Linked DNA regions of Homo sapiens: region 1 is linked to region 2. The links are chromatin contacts, found by Hi-C or POLR2A ChIA-PET in ENCODE. All regions are on one chromosome and are shown on one strand. Each heading gives the region's core, a stretch centred on a gene start or an enhancer-like site at or near the end of the contact. The rest is flanking DNA. Distances are from core to core; before and after follow the strand shown. Region 1 overlaps RABGAP1 (RAB GTPase activating protein 1). Region 2 holds the start of PDCL (phosducin like).

The links. Hi-C counts contacts between places; a loop is a spot of excess contacts on that map. ChIA-PET counts read pairs that join two places held with the same protein, here RNA polymerase II (POLR2A). Pooled maps may share reads with other maps.
Region 1: a loop to region 2 is called in a map with no recorded cell type, with 2.0 times the contacts of the local background. The contact joins the enhancer-like site here to the promoter of PDCL in region 2. A Hi-C loop is called at or near these places in 1 of 168 maps with a recorded cell type or tissue (CD8-positive, alpha-beta T cell), 14 of 37 single-sample maps with no recorded cell type and 3 of 50 pooled maps. POLR2A ChIA-PET finds 5 or more read pairs at or near these places in 2 of 52 experiments (activated CD8-positive, alpha-beta memory T cell and activated T-cell).

Annotation. Positions count from the first base shown.
Region 1 is chr9:122,970,192-122,977,090 of GRCh38, forward strand. The region is part of intron 2 of RABGAP1 (RAB GTPase activating protein 1); the gene reads left to right. Among named protein-coding and RNA genes, the nearest start is that of RABGAP1, 33 kb to the left of the region's middle. Within about 2 kb of position 5,065, at least 2 of the 41 ENCODE cell types and tissues checked have a DNase peak (open chromatin) inside an H3K27ac peak, as active enhancers do.
Region 2 is chr9:122,824,984-122,831,809 of GRCh38, forward strand. It overlaps PDCL (phosducin like), which reads right to left and starts at 3,605. Exons shown (of 4, transcript NM_005388.5): 1 at 3,488-3,605; 2 at 1,633-1,809. The coding sequence starts at 1,804. RefSeq lists an enhancer at 3,507-3,801.

The DNA of each region.
Region 1 (6,899 bases), core at 3,815-6,314, 150 kb after region 2:
GTATGAGCCACTATACCAGGTCCTGGAATTTTTCTTTGTTTCTGTTTTAATGCTAACATTTATGCTTGGGACATAAACATAAAAGTGGAACCATGAGTTGGGTGTGATAGTGTGTACCTGTAGTTCCAGCTGCTTAGGAGGCTGATGCAGGAGGATTGCTCAAAGCCAGGACTTCAAGGCTGCAGTGCTCTATAAGCATGCCTGTGAATAGCCACTGCAGTTCAGCCTGGGCAACATAGTGATACCCTGTCTTAAAAAAGAAATGTTTTTTTAAACTTTTATTTTAGATTCAGGGGGTACATGTACAGGTTTGTTACAAATGTATATTACATGATTCTGAGGTTTGGGGTACAATTACACCCAGGTAGTAAGCACAGTACCCAATAGATAGTTTTTTCAACCCTTATCCCTCTGTCTCCTTCCCTTCCTACCCTCTGTTGCAGTCCTCAGTGTCCATTGTTCCCATCTTTATGTCCATGTGTACCCAATGGAAAACATATTTTAAAAGTCTGTCACTATTCCACCCCAAAACTCCAAAAGTCCCAGTTGAGTGTCTTGTTGAAAGGTCATTTGACAGCTAGTAACTATCACAGGATAGGAATTCCCATTTTTGAAAATATGATAACCTACACAGCCTAAGAAGTTTCCATTATAAAATAATTAGGAAAGCTGGCTGAAATGTAACAAACAGCTTTTTAATTGCCTAGCTGTATTTACAAGAAAGTAATGACAGTCTTCAAGGAACAAAAACAAAGAGGGTACTGAAAGCTGGAACTATACATATGGGCTGACATTTGGTCTGCACTGAGGAATTTTCTATTCTTTATAACCAAAGTGCTTGGATTTTGATAACTACGTTGGGCAAGAGGTAAGGCCTTGGGTTTAGAGAGAGAGGTGTTGGAGCTGAGATCTCCTCAGAAAGTGTACTCAGGGGCTACTTCCTAACTTGAAAGGATAGGGTAAAAATTCTACCTGTACTTCACAGGAAAGAACATAAGGAAACTTACATTTCTTAGCTTGGACACTAATTTGGAGGAGGGTCTTGCTGGGAATTTATTCCCACAGGCTTGCCTTCATGTATGTTTAGAGTTTGAATTTACACTGCTTGTATGTTCCTTGATTGATAATACTCCAGGCACCTTACAGAAGCAATTGCAGAACTACTCTGGAAGAACATACTTGCCACTCAGGCTACATGGTATTTCCCCAGATAACCCTCTTAAAGCAGAGCACACAATCCAAAATTTACAAATATATACAAAGAATTATTTATTATGAGCAAGTTAGCAAACCCCAGCAGAACTGAATCCCACTGGAACTTGGGCATTAGAATTATTAGGTATAACCTTAAGGGAAATATGATTAAAATCATTAAAGACTTAAAGCAAAATTAGAAAACATTTAAAAAGAACAAAATATCAAAAAATGTAAAAATTAAGCCAACTAAAACTGGAATTCTGCAATTAAATTTAGAGCCAGTGAAATTAAAAGTGCAGCAGATATGTTAAACAGCAAATTACACATGGCTGAAGAGAGAATCAAATACCTGGAAAATGGATCTGAAGAAATTATCCAGAAGATAGCATTGAAAGATATGAAAGACCACTTAAGAGACATGAAAATTAAGATGAGAAGGACCAACCATCTTAAGTGTTCTATAATAAGAGAATGGTGAAGATGGAAGAAAATACTTGAAGAGATAATAGTTGAATATTTTCCAGAAGTGATAAACGATATAAATCATTGGCTTCAAAGAACACAGTAAGTCCCAAGTGGAATGATAGTAGAACTGGAGAACATCATAGCCAGAGAGAAAATAATACAAGGCTGAATGAGAATAGAGATGAAGTGGACTTGGTGCCTGTATTTAAGATGCTTATAGCTTAGGGCAGATGACAATTAAAAATCTTGTTACATTTTTTTCTGTTAGTCTTTCCTTTGTAACAGATTACCTCTGCCCATTGTAGTGGCACATGTCTGTAATCCCAGCACTTTGGGAGGCTGAGGCAGGAGGATCACTGGAGCCCAGGAGTTCAAGACCAGCCTGGGCAACAACAGTGCGACCCTGTCTCTTTAAAAAATAAAAATAAAAATGGTAAGAAAAAAACTCCAAATTACCTCGATACTCAGTGGATTAAAACTATTTCTCTTGATTTTGTGGATTGACTGGTTGGTTTTTGCCAATCTTGCGCTCATACAGCTTCATCTGGTGGGTCGGGTGGGGACTGGACTTGAGTAGGATGGCTGGGTCTCCTTCCATGTAGTCGCTCGTCTTAGGCTTCTTCACAGCATGGTAGTCTTAGGACAGGAGTAGCAGCTGTAAGGCCCTTGGGGCTGTGGGTTAGAAATTATACCACGTGGATTCTCGTGTTCAAAGCAAGTCACAAGTCCAGTTCTTATTCAAAGTTTTGGGTAAATAGGCTATATCTCTTGATTGGAGGTGCTGTAGAGATTCTCTGGCCGTATTTAATTTTCAACATCAGTATAGTTAGATGAATGCTGTGGTGTAGATGAGCAAAGGGTGCTATAGAACAGAGGATGGAAACCTAATTCAGCTTGAGGGAAGGGTCAAGGAAGGCTTCTTGGAGTTGGTAATGCTTTACGTAAGCCCTTTAAATAAAAGTATTATGTGATGGTGTGGTTATAGAAAACATAAAGGTATGGCCGGGCGTGATGGCTCACACCTGTAATCCCAGCACTTGGGGAGGCCAAAGTGGGAGGATTGGTTGAGCTCAGGAGTTGAGACCAGCCTAGGCAATATAGTGAGAGCCTATCTCTTTATATATTAAAAAAAAAAAATACATAGAGGTATATTTCTTTTTTTTTTAACCTAGTCATCCATAAGCAGGTATTTTTCGTAATAAAATGTTTTGACAACTCATATCAAAATGTGAGAACTTTCCATAAAAGCAGAACATGTATTTTCTCCATCTGACTGACTATATGTTCCTCTCAGTTGGGAATCTTAGCTCTTACCCAAAGATACTCTATAAATACTGGTTGGGGATGCATTGATGAACTAGTGTTTCTTATGCAGAAAGATCAGTTACTTTTTTTTGCTTTTGAGACGGAGTCTCGCTCTGCTGCCCAGGCTGGAGTGCAGTGGCATGATCCCTGCTCACTGCAAGCTCCACCTCTCGGGTTCACACCATTCCCCTGCCTCAGCCTCCCAGTAGCTGGGACTACAGGCGCCCACCACCATGCCCGGCTAATTTTTTGTATTTTTAGTAGAGATGGGGTTTCACCGTGTTAGCCAGGATGGTCTCGATCTGACCTCGTGATCCACCCGCCTCGGCCTCCCAAAGTGCTGGGATTATAGGCATGAGCCACCGAGCCTGGCCAGATCAGTTAATTTTTTAAACTCTTTAATCCTCATAGAGTTTTCTTCTTGAAAAATCTAATTGACATTATTTAGATGAAAGAAAATTGCCAAACTTTATTAAAATAGCAGATAACAAAAGTCACTCTGTCTCAGTAATGCCGAAACTAATCTTCTGATTTGGTTTCTGATACTGCTTTTTTAGAACCTGATAATCTGCTGGACGTGGTGGCTCACGCCTGTAATCCCAGCACTTTGGGAGGCCGAGGCGGGCAGATCACCTGAGGTCAGGAGTTTGAGACAAGCCCGGCCAACATGGCAAAACCCCATCTCTACTAAAAATACAAAAATTAGCTGGGCGTGGTGGCATGCACCTGTAATCCCAGCTACTCCGGAGGCTGAGGCAGGAGAATTGCTTGAACCCGGGAGGCGGAGGTTGCAGTGAGCTATCACGCCACTGCACTCCAGCCTGGGCGACGAGCGAAACTTCGTCTCAAACCAAAAAAAAAAAAGAAAAAAAGAACCTGGTAATCTTGTCCTCTGTAATGCAGATCTTTTATTCAGCAAAGTTACTGAACATGAGCTCAGTTTAATTAAGAGGGTTATAGTGGTGGTGGCAGTGGAGACACATCAGTAAATACGTCATCATGATACAATTCATCATGTACTAGAATCTAGGTATGAGCGAACTGTGTGAGAATGTAATTGTTGCCTAAAGAAGAAAAGAAAGGTTATGTGTAGTAGGTGATAGTTGAGAAAATATTAAGAGTGCCCTGTACAAACAAGTGAGCCTGTAACGTGGTAAGATCCAGAAGCTTGAAAGAACATGGAGTCAGGACTACTGTAGGTAGAAGAATTGATTGTATTTGCTTTTCTTTTCCTCCCAAGATGGAAATGGCTTTGTCTTTTTTTTTTTTTTTTTTTTTTTTTTAGTTATAATAATGTTTGCTTGATATAGAAAACCAGGCAGTAAGAGAAGTAACTAAAACCCAGCCATGGCCATGTGCAGTGGCTCATGCCTGTAATCCCAACACACTTTGGGAGGTGGAGGCAGGAGGATTGCCTGAGCCCAGGAGTTCTAGACCAGCCTAGGTAACATGATGGGACCCTGTCTCTATTTTTAAAATAAAAAAATTAAAATAAAACCCATCCATAATCCCATTACTTAGTGAAACAGTTGTAAATGTTTTGGGCCTGTCTTCAGTTGACTTTTCAGGATAAATTCACAAGCTGCTGTTCTTTCCCGTCCTCTTTTTATTTTAAAGTAATACTAGAAATTCTAATGATAACTTTATGTTGTTTGGTTCTTCCTTCATAGAGTAAGATAAAAAGACTGATAATCAGAACAGCCATGGTTTATAAAGTAAATCATAAAGAAATTTACTGATTTAACAAAGATCACAGAATGAGTGTGTAAGCAGGTTTGAGATTAGTAACTAAATCTTCAAATATCCAAATTGGACTTTTGGTTATTTCGTGTCATGTATTCTGACACAGCTAAGGTTATTTAGTGTTATAAGTAACATACATACTTCTTAATTGCTCAGCTTTTACACTGAAGCTCAGCAATATTACTCAGTTTGAACCATTTTCATTTGTGTTTTTACTGCAGTAGGATTAAAATAGTGGAAACTGTAGATCATCAGGAATTCGTCTTTAATTTTCTGATCATCTAGGGACTTCTCAAGCACAAAGTGTCCCTTCCTAAGCATGTTTTCTTGAGGGCCTAAATATCCTTCAGAAAAGGATCCCAAACTGCCTGAAGTAGCTTTGTATAACTGGCAAATCAAGTGGGGCCAAGTTGGTATTGTTGCAGTGAAAGGAAACAAGGACTATAAAATTAGAAGTAGAAAATTGAGACCAGGAAATGACTCTGGATTTTGCCTTTGGAACATTTTGTCCTTTGGTTCCATAAATGCAATTTTGCTCTCAAGGAAACAGACTTGTAGCCAATTCTACCGTATAAGATATTGCCCTTATTTGATATATTTAGAAAGGACAAATGTTATTCCAGTATGCTGCTTTTGTACATGAATAGTAGGTGTGTTCTTAGAGTTTCTTTGGGCCACGAAAAGTAGAACTACTTGCTTTCTAAGTTTATTGTTTTCAAACCTCAACTCTAATAGGTGGATCAGAGTTTCTTTAGAAAGAGCTGAGAGTGGGGTGGAGGAATACCAACACTTATTGGATGCTATTTGGCAGGTACTGTGGTGTGAGAGTTAAATGAGATAGTTCTGTAAAAACCACACGATACAGTGCCTGAAATATACGTAAGTGCCCAATAATGTTATCAAACCCTAATAACAATCCTGTGAGATAGATATTAACATCCTCATTTTAGAGATGAGACAGTTGGGGCTCCCAGACATTAATTTGCCCTCAGTTACAGAGTTAATGTCAGAGCAATGTCCCAAAGCCAGATATGTCTTACTTGGGAGTCCAAGTATGGCTACTAAGTTCAGTTGCATAGGCTTTGCACACTACAGTTCTAGTGAGAGCCATTCAGATAATCTGTGCTGTGAATGGGGTGCCTCTTGGAGTTGTGCCACAAAACAACTCTGGGCCCAGTTTTTTTTAGTACCACCCTGCTATGTAAGCAGAATTATGAATAAACAATTCATCATGCAGTCTCCATCCCTGCAAACGTTTATGTCATATGTTTACAGTAGCTGCTAAATGCTAAATTGGCCTTTTTATGTTTATTGTTTTCCTTAACAATTCAGGACTTTCCTAAAGAACTGTTCCTTTTAATGTAGAGTACATGGAAATAAACACAAATCTAAATGTAATTCTTAGTTGTACTATTCATAAATATTTGTTTTGCTTTTTTTGTCTTCATATTTGTGCTAAATTACATTAGAAGTCTTTGTTGGACTTCAAAATATATTGTTTGTGTTTTGCACTGGGCTCTTTGCAGTGTTCTTATTGTAAATGTTAGCCCTTAATGACACTTGCTCAGAATAATGAAAACAGATGGTATTTGTTTTTGTTTTTGTATTTTAGTAGATAAAGCTAAAGTCATTCAGATTTCCTTTCTATAATTAAACCAAAATTTGTAGAATATTCAGTATCCAAGTAGGATAAAATCATACTGCTTTGGCTTCCATTCTTTGCATTTGTAACATTCAGTTCAGTAAATATGTATTTCAGGTGTATTTTGTCCCAGTCACTATCTGAAGCTTTGGGGATATAAAGATAATTTAACAAACAGTCTCTGCCCAGTCTGGTTCAAGGGACTCTCTAAACAAATATTTTCTAAAACAAGTAGCAATGCTAGAATAAACATATATGCTAATATTATGGTAGCCCTGAGGAGGGAGTGATTAAATCCTATCTAGAACGGTTAAGATCTCCCAGAGGAGATAACAGAATTTAAGGTTGGTCTTAAAGAATACACAGGAGGAGAGGATGACTTTCCAGGAAAGGAAACACTCTATACAAAGTATGGGTGCTTGAAAGTTTATGGTGGGTCCTGGGAAAGTTGAGTAGTTTGCTGTGACTAAGTGACTGGAAAGGCAGATTGAGCAGAGTTGTGAAAAGACTAATAGGATATACTTATGAATTTGGGCTTTATCTTGTG
Region 2 (6,826 bases), core at 2,355-4,854:
ACATCTCAAGATAATAAAGATGGCTTATTCACTAAGCAGTACTGAAACAACTGAGTAGCAATCTAAAAAAAAATTAAACTGGAGCCCTACTGCACCCTGCATCAAAGTGAATTCCACATGAATCAATATTTAAGTGTAAAAAATGAAATCACAAAAATACTAATGAAAAGTATAGGAGAATCTTTTTTTTTTTTTGGAGACAGAGTCTCACTCTGTTGCCCAGGCTGGAGTACAGTGGCATGATCTTGGCTCACTGCAACCTCTGCCTCCGGGGTTCAAGCAATTCTCCTTCCTCAGCCTCCCGAGTAGTTGGGCCTACAGCCGCATGCCCCCACACCTGGCTAACTTTTTGTATTTTAGTAGAGACGGGATTTCACTGTGTTGCCCAGGCTGGTCTCGAACTCCTGAGCTCAGGCAGTCCACCCGCCTCAACCTCCCAAAGTGCTAGGATTACAGGCGTGAGCCACTGTGCTCAGCCAGGAGAACCTTTTTATACAGCAAAGTGAGGCCCTTTATAAAGTAGGGTGAAGAAACGCCTTTTAAGTAAAATGCAAAATTAAGAAACTATAAAATACTTTTAAGTACATAAAAATAAAATTTTTCATCCAGGAAAAGAACAAAAGAATATAAAGTCAAAAGACAACAACAAACTGAAAGAAATATTTACCACTCATATCACAGATTAATTTCCTTTATAGCTCCCCAAGAAGAAAAAAAACACCTAATTTTTTAAATGAGCAAAGGATATAAAAATCTCTCTTAAAATTATGAAAAGAAGTTTAGGTTCCCTCTTAAAAATAAATATGGGCCCAGTGCATTGGTTCATGCCTATGGGACGCTGAGGCAGATGATCGCTTGAGGCCAGCAGTGTGAGGCCAGCCTGGGCAACAAAGTGAGACCCCATCTCTACAAAAAATAAAGAAATAAATTAGCTGGGCACGGTGGCAAGCGCCTGTGGTCCCAGCTACACGTGGTCCCAGCTTTTTAAGAGAGGAACCTCATGGAAGCTGAGGCAGAAGGATCATTTGAGCTCAGGAAGTTGAGGCTGCAGTGAGCCATTATGGCACCAAGGCACTCCAGCCTGAGCAACAAGGTGAGAACTTGTCTTAAAAAACAAAAAAACAAAACAAAACAAAAAAAAGGTGGTGGGGGCGGAAATAAACCTACAATGAATTACTACAATAGCAAAGATCAAGGAGTTTCATAACACAGTAGGAGGTCAAGTGTACGGAGAAACACAGATTGCTGATTAAACTATAAACTACTGCCACCTCAACTCAACTGACAGCAATTTGACAATATTAAAATGTACAAGTGTAAATATGCCATTTTTAGGAATTTGCACTACCCATATACTCATACTTGTGATTTATGAGATATCAAACTGTTAATACGAGATGCAGGATTCAAATCCAGGCCAGTCTGTGTTCATTACCATGCTGCTATGCACATACATTTGTATTGTGCACTAAAAGGCTAGAAGCACACATAATGAAAAGACTAGGTTACCTCTGAAAGTGGGACCAGAGTTAAAAGTGATCAGGAGAATTAATTTATTAATATGTATTTAATTAATATGTATTTAATGTACATTTTTTAAGCCTGTTCCCAGAGCCCAGGGTTTCTCAGTACCTGTGTTAACTGAGATGCCTTCGCCTGCCAGCTCAGCCTCTGCAGGCACAGAACTGCTGGCTGGGGCACATCTGCCTCGGTCCTTGTCCTCGTGGTCACTGTCCTCATCCTCACTGCTGCTATAGTAGTACTGCAGTTTCTCCCCCAGCAACTTATCATCAAGGGTGGTCATGGTGTCTGGAAAAAGAAAGCATATCAGGTTCTTTGCTGATTTGAGCCAGACAGACATGAATCTGAAGCATAGGGGGCTCGCCTGTGCTGAGATCCTACAATTTCCAGGACACTAAAGTGATTATTTTCATAACCAAAATCTTAACAAATCCCTACCGTTACCCTGTGTGTTAGGGCTTATCACACTCTTTAACAGAAGGTAAAACTGAAGCTCAGATAAAGGAAGAGTCTTCACCAAGCTTAACAGCGAATGACGGAGCTGGGACCAGACCCCAGGGATTCCTGACTCCAAGAGCCTGAGGTATAAATTACTCTAGTCTGAGTTAAGTGTACAAGCCACCTGCACTGGCTTGGAGGAATCTACTGACTAGTGGTTTTATCTGTGCTTTTAGTTTTCCCACCAGCTAAGACTGCTGCCTAATTGAAAAATTGTTTAAGTATCCTCAGGAAAAACCCCAAAAAGAGGCATCAAGAGTACAATGCTGAGTCACTATTTGTCTAGGCAATCACTCTCTGTCACCAGCCTTCAACTTCCCAGACAACACCCTGAGGGCTTGGATGGATGGTCTCTGAAACGCTACCTATTCTGACAGTTTAAAAGAAGGGCCCATACAAAGATTTTAATAACTCCCAAGGGTTTAAAGGACTATGATGGCCGGGCTCGCGCAGGTAATCCCAGCACTTAGGGAGGCCGAGGAGGGAGGATCACTTGAGACCAGGTATTCGAGACCAGCCTGGCTAACATGGCGAAACTCTTGTCTCTACTAGTAAAAGCAAACAAACAAACAAACAAAAATTAGCCAGGTGTGGTGGCGGGTGTCTGTTTTCCCAGCTACTCAGGAGGCTGAGGCACGAGAATCTCTTGAATCCGGGAGGCGGAGGTTGCAGTGAGCCAAGATCACGCCACTGCACTCCAGCCTGGGAGACAGAGCGAGACTCTGTTTCAAAAAAAAATAAAAACTAAAAATATAAAGGACCAGGCTTCTGCATCAGAAGTAGCCAAGGGCATTCTGATGAAAAGATGCAGCTTAGCCCCCAGAGGCCTGCTTGAGAATTCAGCAGGAATGCGGCTGCCTTAAAGACTTATCACCGGGCCTATCATACTCCATTTACAAAGTGACTCTCTCCCACCGGGCAAGGAGTTCTTGAACGTAGGGACCTCTAGTCACTACCTCTATCCCCAAAGCCCAGCACAATGCCGCTGCACAATTTGCTAAACTCGCAGCCTGGGTCAACGGGAGAATCGGAGGACTCCAGCAGTCAGATGCAAAGGAGACAGGGATCATGGAGAGACAGGTGGAGGTGCCAAGAAGGAACAAAACCAAACTTAAGGCCCAGGAATGGGCCAAGCGGGGGACACAGCAGCGGCGGAGGGGAGGGAAGGAGTTGCGCTCCTAAAGGAGGGACCGCTGCGGGGAGGAGACGAGGGCGGGCCCCCTGGAGACGCGAGCAGAGGAGGCGGGGCCCCCGGACGGGAAGCAGAGGGGTGTGTGGAGCTTTTGGGGGAAGGCTGGAAGGGCCCGGGGGAGGTGGGGCCAGAGGAGGAAAGGGGACGAGGAAGACGCGGAGAACTTGGGGGTCGAGACAGAGCGAAGAAGGGGCAGTTTTACCCAAGCTCGCCAACCCCACTCCCTCCCGTAGTCCGCAGCTGCTGCCGCTTCCCGGTGGACCCCAATGCAGTTACCTGCCCTAGCTCGCTCCGGATCCCTTTGGGCCAGCAGCTCCGGGCGCCGGAAGGAATGGAGCACTTTCTTAAGAGGAAGAGCAGTGGGTCAGCGCCCTGAGCGCTAAAGAGAAAAGCCGCCGAAGCCCGACAGCGCGGACCAATGAGGCGGCCTTCCTGCGTCGTGGCGGACGCGCATTGTCCAATCAGAAGCCGCTACTCCCAGCTGAGGGGCAGGGGAGAAGCTACGGGTCCTACCTTGGAACAAAACACCTCGACAACAACGCTCTCCTAATTGCTTTGTTTTGGTTTTAATCTGCACAACAAAAAAGTGAATTGTATGACCCAGCGTCAAGCAATAAGAAAAATGTATTCACAGGCCGGGCGCGGTGGCTCACGCCTGTAATGCCAGCACTTTAGGAGGCCGAGGCGGGCGGATCACTTAAGGTCATGAGTTCAAGACCAGCCTGGCCAACACGTTGAAAACCCGTCTCTACTAAAAATACAGAAATTAGCCGGGCCTGGTGGCCGACGCCTGTAATCCAAGCTACTCGGGAGGCTGAGGCAGGAGAATCGCTTAAACCCAGGAGGCAGAAGTTGAAGTGGGCCGAGATCGCGCCACTGCACCCCAGCCTGGGCGACAGAGCGAGACTGTCTCAAAAAAAAAGAAAGAAAGAAAAGAAAAATGTATTCACTTCCCTTCGAAGTTTCCGAAGCCATTCAAAGTGTGTTTTTTATTGGTTCTTCATCGCATCACGTCTATTAGACGGAAAAGTGACTCAGAGACGTTCGGTAATTTGCCCGAGAGCACAAATCCCTCAAGTACAGGGCATAGATTAAAATATATATATATATTTTTTTGACGGAGTTTCGCTCTTCTTGCCCAGGCTGGAGTGCAGTGACGCGATCTCGGCTCACTGCAACCTCCGCCTCCCGGGTTCAAGAGATTCTCCTGCCTCAGCCTCCAGAGTAGCTGGGATTACAGGCGTCCGCCAGCAGACCCGGCTAATTTTTTCTATTTTTAGTAGAGACGGGGTTTCACCATTTTAAAGAAGCGGCAGCCAGGAGTGGTGGCGCGCGCCTGTAGTCCCAGCTACGCAGGAGGCTGAGGCGGGAGGATCGCTCAGCCCAGGACTTGGAGGCCAGCCTGGGTGACAGAGCAGGAATGTAATGTGAAATCCGGAATTGGCTCCTGGTATAGAAAAAGGACATGGGGCCGGGTGCGGTGGTTCACTCCTGTAATCCCAGCACTTTGGGAGGCCGAGGCGGGCAGATCACCTGAGGTCAGGAGTTCGAGACCAGCCTGGCCAACATGGCGAAACCCCGTCTTTACTAAAAATACAAAAATTAGCCGGGCATGGTGGTGCACACTTGTAATCCCAGCTACTCGGAGGCTGAGGCAGGAGAATCGCTTGAACCCGGGAGGCGGAGGTTGCAGACAGCTGAGATCGCACCACTGCACTCCAGCTTGGGGGTCAAGACTGAGACTCCGTCTCAAAAAAGAAAAATAAAAAGGACATGAATGGGACAACTGACGAAATTTGAATAAGGCCTATTAATTCATATTAGTAGTATTGTATCAATAGTTTTAATAATTATACTATGTAAGATGTGAACTTTTGGAGATTCTATTAGATGAAGAATCTAGGGAAGCACTATCCTATTTTTGCAACTTTGTTTTCTTCTTCCAGGGTAAAGCCATACTATGATATTTTGCAACTTTTTTTTCTTTTTCCTCAGGCATACTTTGTCGTCTGTTTTTGCAACTTTTTTAAAACCTAAAATGATTTCAAATTCTGAGCCCTTGTTGAAGTATCCAATACACAACCGTGAAGTTGCTCATAGAAAGCTTTGGGTAAATTGAATCATAGAAAATATTCTAGAAAGATACACTGTTTAAAATAGGGCTCTTAATTTGGGGTAGGGGATCTTAATTTGTGGTTCTAGGACCACCTGAAATTGTCTGCAAATTTCTGTACCTGCCTGTTTTCAGAGAGGCTGTTTGCTGAGGCCCTCAGAGGAGTCAAAAAATACCACACACAAACACACACCCATTCAAGAATACTGTATTAATAAGTCCGTTTTCATACTGCTGTAAATAAATAACCCAGTGTCAGGCAGTTCATACTGCTATAAAGAACTGCCCGACACTGGTTTATTTATTTATTTATTTATTTAAGACGGAGTCTTACTCTGTTGCCAAGGCTGGAGTGCAGTGGCGCAATTCTCGGCTCACTGCAATCTCCGCCTCCCAGGTTACAGGCTCCCGCCACCACGCCCGGCTAATTTTTGTATTTTTTAGTAGAGACGGGGTTTCACCGTGTTAGCCAGGATGGTCTCGATCTCCTGACCTCGTGATACACCCGCCTCGGCCTCCCAAAGTGCTGGGATTACAGGCGTGAGCCACCGCGCCCGGCCATATTCAACCTTTTTTAAAAAAAGTAGAAATGGGGTCTTGCTATGTTGCCCACGTTGGTCTCAAATTCAGACCTTTTAATATATTCAGTCTCCTGGTTGTATAGATATAGTGATGTCTTTGTTGGGAATGTAGCTTGCATCTGTCAGGAATATGTGTACATGAGTTAGCTATCTAATAATATCCAACAGAACCACTCATTTTTCCTGTTAGAAATGTGGAATGGGCCAGGCATGGTGGCTCACACCTGTAATCCCAGCACTTTGGGAGGCCGAGGTGGGCAGATCACGAGGTCAAGAGATCAAGACCATCCTGGCCAATATGGTGAAACCCCGTCTCTACTAAAAATACAAAAATTAGCTGGGCATGGTGGCGCACGCCTGTAGTCTCAGCTACTGGGGAGGCTAAGGCAGGAGAATCGCTTGAACCCAGGAGGTGGAGGTTGCAGTGAGCTGAGATTATGCCACTGTACTCCAGCCTGGCAACAGAGTGAGACTCCGTCTCAAAAAAAAAAAAAAGAAATGTGGAATGATGTGGATAATGAAGTTTCTGTTTAATGAGCATACTGTATGTAATTTATAGTTTTAAAGGTATTTTACCGCTACTGTAAGGTTTTTGTTGGGCTGTTTATCAGTAGAGTATATTAAAGGTATTCCCTAGTGGGGAAAACAACCCATGAGCTGTCTTGTGACGGCTAAAGCATTTATCTTTAAGCAAGGGAAACCTTGATCCAACCAGATTTATAGGCTATTTTTAAAAATATTTAAAATTTTGAAGTAACTGAATGAAATTCATATATAAGTGATTAAATAGGCCGGGCACGATGGCTTATGCCTGTAATCCCACCATTTTGGGAGGCTGAGGCAGGCAGATCATTTTAGGCCAGGAGTTCAAGACCAGCCTGGCCGACATGGTGAAACCCCATCTCTACTAAAGATACAAAA